Linked DNA regions of Homo sapiens: region 1 is linked to region 2. The links are chromatin loops, found by intact Hi-C in ENCODE. Cell type or tissue: heart left ventricle. All regions are shown on one strand.

Region 1 (2,500 bases), 200 kb after region 2:
GCTGACAGCATCCTTGCACTCAACTGGGTCCTCGACCCAGCTCAAGGCAGGTCCCTGGGACGTGGCTTGAGAACCTTCCTTTCCTCCCCTCCAGTGGTGACATGGTGCTCAGGAAAGGACAAGTCACTGGTATCAGACAGAGGGCTGGGCCTTGCCCACTGGTCCCTCTTGTTGAGCTGTGTGACCTTGGGCAATGCTCCTCCCCTCCCTGGCCTTAGTTCTGGGTTCCAAAGAGATACTCAGGAACCGCCACTGTAGTAAGGGAGGGTCTCAGTGTACAGGGCTCAGAACCCCTACTCTGGCTCCTGGCTCTACCCAGGGTAGCTTAACATACCTGTTCTGTAGATTTGCGTTTCTAGTAAATTGTCCCTTGATACACACCTATTAGAATAGTGGGAAAAGGTAACAGTATCAATTGCCGGTGAAGATATAGAACAGCCAGAACTCTCATTCATTGCTGATGGGAATGCAACATGGTGCAATCACTTCGGAAAACAATTTGGTGGTTTCTTAGAAAGTTGAACATATACTTATAACATGACCCAGAATGCACTTGTATTTTCCAAAAAGATATAATATATATGTTGTGTGTGTTTATACAAAAGCCTGTACTCAAATGTTCATAGAATCTTCGTAATAGCCGAAAAGTAGAAATAAACTCAATATCCCTCCTGTGGGGAATGGCTAAACAAACTGTGGTTTATCCATACAATGAATTCCATGCAGCAACCAAGGGCAATGAGCTACCGACACACAGAGCAACCGAATGGGTCTCCAGGGCATTGTGTTAAATGAAATGGCCGCATTATGTGTGATTCCATTTACAGAACATTCTGAAAAAGGCAACACTCCAGGGACAGAAAACAGATCCATGGTTGCCAGGGGTGGGGGAAGGGGCTGACCACAAGGGACTTGGGGATTTTAGGGGGACGATAGAACTCTTCTATATCTTGATTGTGGTAGTAGTTACACAACTGTATGTTTTTGTTAAAGCAGCAGAATTGTATGCTGTAAGGGTGAATTTTGCTGAATGCAAATTATACCCTAATTTAATACTTAAAAAAAATCATCTGAAGAAAAGATTCTGTGGCTGCAAAACAAAAGCTGGAAAATCCCCAAACTGGAGCAGACTAGAGGTCTTTCCCAATACACCAGTGTGGGTTCCTGGGAAGACCCAGCTTCTGCCCTTGCCTGCTCTGAGCTGAGGCCAGGGGTTCGGTTTGTGGGTCTGACACCATGTGTCTGAGTATCTGCTGGGTGCCCTGCCTGGAAGACGTTTGGTCCTCTCATGCCTGCTCCTGTGTGGCCTCCACTGAACAAACACTGACCCCTGCTGTCTTCATCTATTCCTTCTTCACTCCAGCTTGATCTCAGGACCAGAAAACCATGGTCCATCCCTAGGTCTGGGGAAGTCACAGGGGTAGCAGAGATGGGGAGCTGATCTGAGGCTAGGAAAAGACCTGGCAGCCAGTGCTTCAGGGGATGGACGCGATGGTGAACTGGGCTTTTTTCCTGGAGCCTCAAGCTGCCTCCTGGCCCTGGGGCAGGGTAGGACAGATGGGTCAAGGGCCAGGCAGACACCAGGTGGATAGCCCAGAGGCTCCCAGGACACATTACTATGTCTTTTCCTTGTCCAGGTTTTACTGTCCTGGCCTTGGCATCAGAAGGGGACACCAGGGCTTCCACAGATGGGGGCAGCACTGGGGTGGGGTAGGAGGCAGACAGAGGACTTTGGTGAAGTCCTGCTCAGCCTCTCTGGACCTCAGTCTTTTTAGCTGTTAAGTAGGGATGCCAATCACTGCTCCTCTATTTCATTTATTCATGTACTGAGCACCAGTTACTATAGAGGTCTTTGGGAGTAAGGGGATGATCGTCACTACCGGGATCCCTGGCTCCACAGAGCTCAGAGATTCACAGTGATAGTAGTACCATCAAGCTGTGGCTATGCCCAGGCCCAGTCTACAGGGAGGCCTTGGAATTGGTCTACTATTTACAACTGCCTGGGGACCACTCAGGAGAAATGAGGGGAAGAGAGACTGGCTAGAAGCAGATGGTGGGATAGATCCTGGGCTCTCTTGGCAGCTTCTCCTTGACCCTCCTGTCCCAGAGCCCCCTTAAACCTGTCCTCAGATGCTGGTTCAGATGAGAGAACACCAACCTCTGGGGTGAACATGCCCAGGGTGAGGGAGGCCCAGGGGGCCAGGAACAATGTGCCTGGGCCCATGTGCTGATGTGCATGCACTTACATGTGTGGATATTTGCATGTGTAGTGACTTGTACATATGAGTGTGTGTGCATATGACTGCTTATGAATACATGCTAGGGCTTGCATGTATCTGTGCTTGCATGTGTGTACATCTCTAAGGGTAAGAACACACAGTCCTGTGGATCTCTGCATATGTGCACTGTCACATGTGTGTGGGGGTGTGAGCGCGGGGTGCATCTGCGTGCATGAGCAATGTGGCCAGTGTGTGCCTCTGTGTTCTCATGTGGGTACATG
Region 2 (2,500 bases):
CCCGTCTCAGCCCAGCTGTTCCGCGCCCCCAGCAGTGAGGTGTCTCAGTTCCTTACACCGCTGCGGATGCCCAGCGCCGGTTCCTTCGCCTGGTTGGCCCCAGTGGAGGCAGAGCCGAGGGCAGCCCGGCTGCCGAGCCCTGCGCTCCGGAAGGCGCCCCTCCGGCCCGTGGGGTCCGGAAGACAGAAGGGCCCATGGATGGGCAGGGGAAGGAAGAAGATGCGGGTTCCCAAAGGCGCGTGGTGGCGAGGTGAGGCGCGGCGCGGCGCGGGGCTGTGAGGCTCCGGAGGTGTCCCAGTCCAAGGTGGCCAGAGGCTCAATGTGACGTCACGGTAATCCCGGGCCGCCAGACGGGACCCCGGGCCCCGGGACCCTGGGCCACCAAGCGTGCCAAGCGCAGCCAGCCCGTGCGCGCGCGCGCACTCTCACCCACACTCACACTTGCTCCGGGAGGTTTGTGCAGCTGGCGAGGAACGTCAAAAACCCTGACCCTCTCTGCTCGGCGCTGAATCCTACCCCTTTTCGCCTGGAGCTCACGCGCGCGCGCACACACACACAACCTCTCCAAATTACCCGGGAGAAGTAGGAGAAACGCCTCCCTCTGAGCCGCGCAGGCCCCGGGCGCAGCGCGCTCACCTCCTCCCCTGCGGCCCGGAGGAGGCGAGAGGCAACCGGGGCGGCGAGGGAGGAGAGAATACAAAAGAAGAGACAGGAGAAAAGTGGGGGAGAAAGGCAAGAGGGAGAAGGAGGAGGGGAGAGGGGAGACAGGAGTCTGAGTGAACAGAGGCGCGTGGGGGAGGGGGAGGGAGCTGGGGTGGGCGAAGGCTGGGCGGAGGCTGAGCACTGGCAGGTGGAGGAGAGCAGAGGCCCGGGGGAGAAGCCTCCAGCCCGGTTCCTCCGCCCCTGCGCTGAAGTAAAGTTTGTTCACGCCACAGGCCCGGCTCTCGTTGGAGCAGCTCCGGGCAGCGTCGGTGGATCCCACTGGCCCGCCCATCTTTGTCCTCGGGGATCTGGTTCCCCGCCTCAGCCTCCCCAGGACTCGGGCTAGATTCCGGCTCTCCAAGCCCTGGCCTGGCCCAGGGCCTTGACCTTGGAGCTTCTCTGCAGCTGCCTGGTCCTCGAGTAGGCCGGATAGCGCCCCCTCGAGGCCGAGGTTCGGGATCCCTCAGATTCCGTCGGGAAACTCGCCAGGTCCGATCCCTGGCAGCCGCAGGCTGCTTGCTAAGATCCCTGGGCATCTCCTCCGAAGGCAAGGCTTGGCTGCCTCGCGCGCGCGCCTCCCGCAGTGGCCGCGGGGCAGCCAGGGAGCCTGAAGAAGGCTCCCGGTCCGGGCTGCAGCCCCTGCGCTCCGCTGGGGGTGGCGCTGGAGAGCCGCAGTGGAGCGCTCCGGGAGGGCGGCCCATTCCCTGCGCTCCTCCTGGACGCCCGGCTGGGCCCAGCGGTCTGACCACCCCCTCACTCCATCCCAGGGGTCTTCAAAGGGGCACTGATGGGTGGGCGGCGGCAGGGGTGGGGGAGGCTCGTTGGTACCCAGGAAGGGGCTGCCTCCTCTAGGCCTGGCCCCGAGACATGGAACCTCCAATTTGCGAGCACGGTAGACTGCACATCTGAAGGCTCAGTACTCTGGCCCCAGCTGCCCTTCTGAGAGCCTCCAACCCGCGACGTCTAGGGGTGAAAAGGGACTGTCGGTCTGGTAGGGGAAGGTCTTCGGTGGGCACTGCAGGAATCCAGTGGGATTTGCAGGCCAGAAACCTCAGAAAGCCTTGCCTTTCACTTACCGGGGTCACCGCGCTTTATACTTTTAAAAGCGCTTTATACTTTTAAAGTTGCACCAGGCTCTTGCTGCAACTCCTCCAAGGAGCCATAGGGGTTGGTTCAAGGGCCCAGTTTTATTTTCTAGTTGAAACGCGAGAGCCTGTGGCCCAGAAGATAGCAACGGCTCTGGGTTCTTGTATGAGGCGGGGCAAGGTCTGGGGTCCTGGACGGGGCGTACCTCAACTCCAAGTTTGCCACTAGCACCTTACACTGATCTCTTTAGCATGACATCTCTAGGTCCCCACACCCCGTTTTAAAAACACATTCTGCAGAATGCTCAAGGAGCTTAAGCCACAAACCAGAGACTCCTCTGCTTAAGAGATTGTTAACATGAGGACAAGCTCCATTCTAAATACTAACAAACACAGCTACTGCTGCTGCTGCTGCTGCTGTTACCTTGGAGAAACCTTGCGTTCATCCAGGGAAACTCCTAGTTAGAAAAAGAATTATAGTCCTCACCAGATTGACTTAGTGATAAAAATTCACAGTAATAGATAGATCCCTTGATTTTTCAAAATGCACTTTGGAACTATCCACACATTTGCAGCTTGGATACATCTATGCTATTTTTTTAAAGTAAGAATTGGAGAGTATTCATTAAATTCATCCCTTGGGGAAGATTACTGCTAATTAATTAATTGCAAACATTTCCAGAGGGAAGGTATGTCAATTGTAAAGTAATAAA

Evidence for each region. A loop is a pair of places that touch in the nucleus more often than their neighbours do. Peaks named below come from ENCODE experiments on the same cell type or tissue, not always from the same donor. Only the 100,000 strongest peaks of a DNase experiment are listed, where the experiment ranks them.
Region 1: a loop joins it to region 2, with 4 times the contacts of the local background. A loop is called at or near these places in 9 of 110 quality-filtered maps.

What each region holds. Positions count from the first base shown.
Region 1 is chr16:55,119,385-55,121,884 of GRCh38, reverse strand. No RefSeq gene overlaps it. Among named protein-coding and RNA genes, the nearest start is that of IRX5, 190 kb to the right of the region's middle. In heart left ventricle, a CTCF peak has its summit at 1,364 (motif pointing left); no DNase peak of the experiment used is centred here.
Region 2 is chr16:55,322,551-55,325,050 of GRCh38, reverse strand. IRX6 (iroquois homeobox 6) reads right to left here and starts at 848. Exons shown (of 6, transcript NM_024335.3): 1 at 1-848. In heart left ventricle, a CTCF peak has its summit at 1,181 (motif pointing left); a DNase peak (open chromatin) is centred at 1,164; H3K4me3 peaks cover 2,047 bases; H3K27ac peaks cover 2,053 bases; H3K27me3 peaks cover 1,307 bases.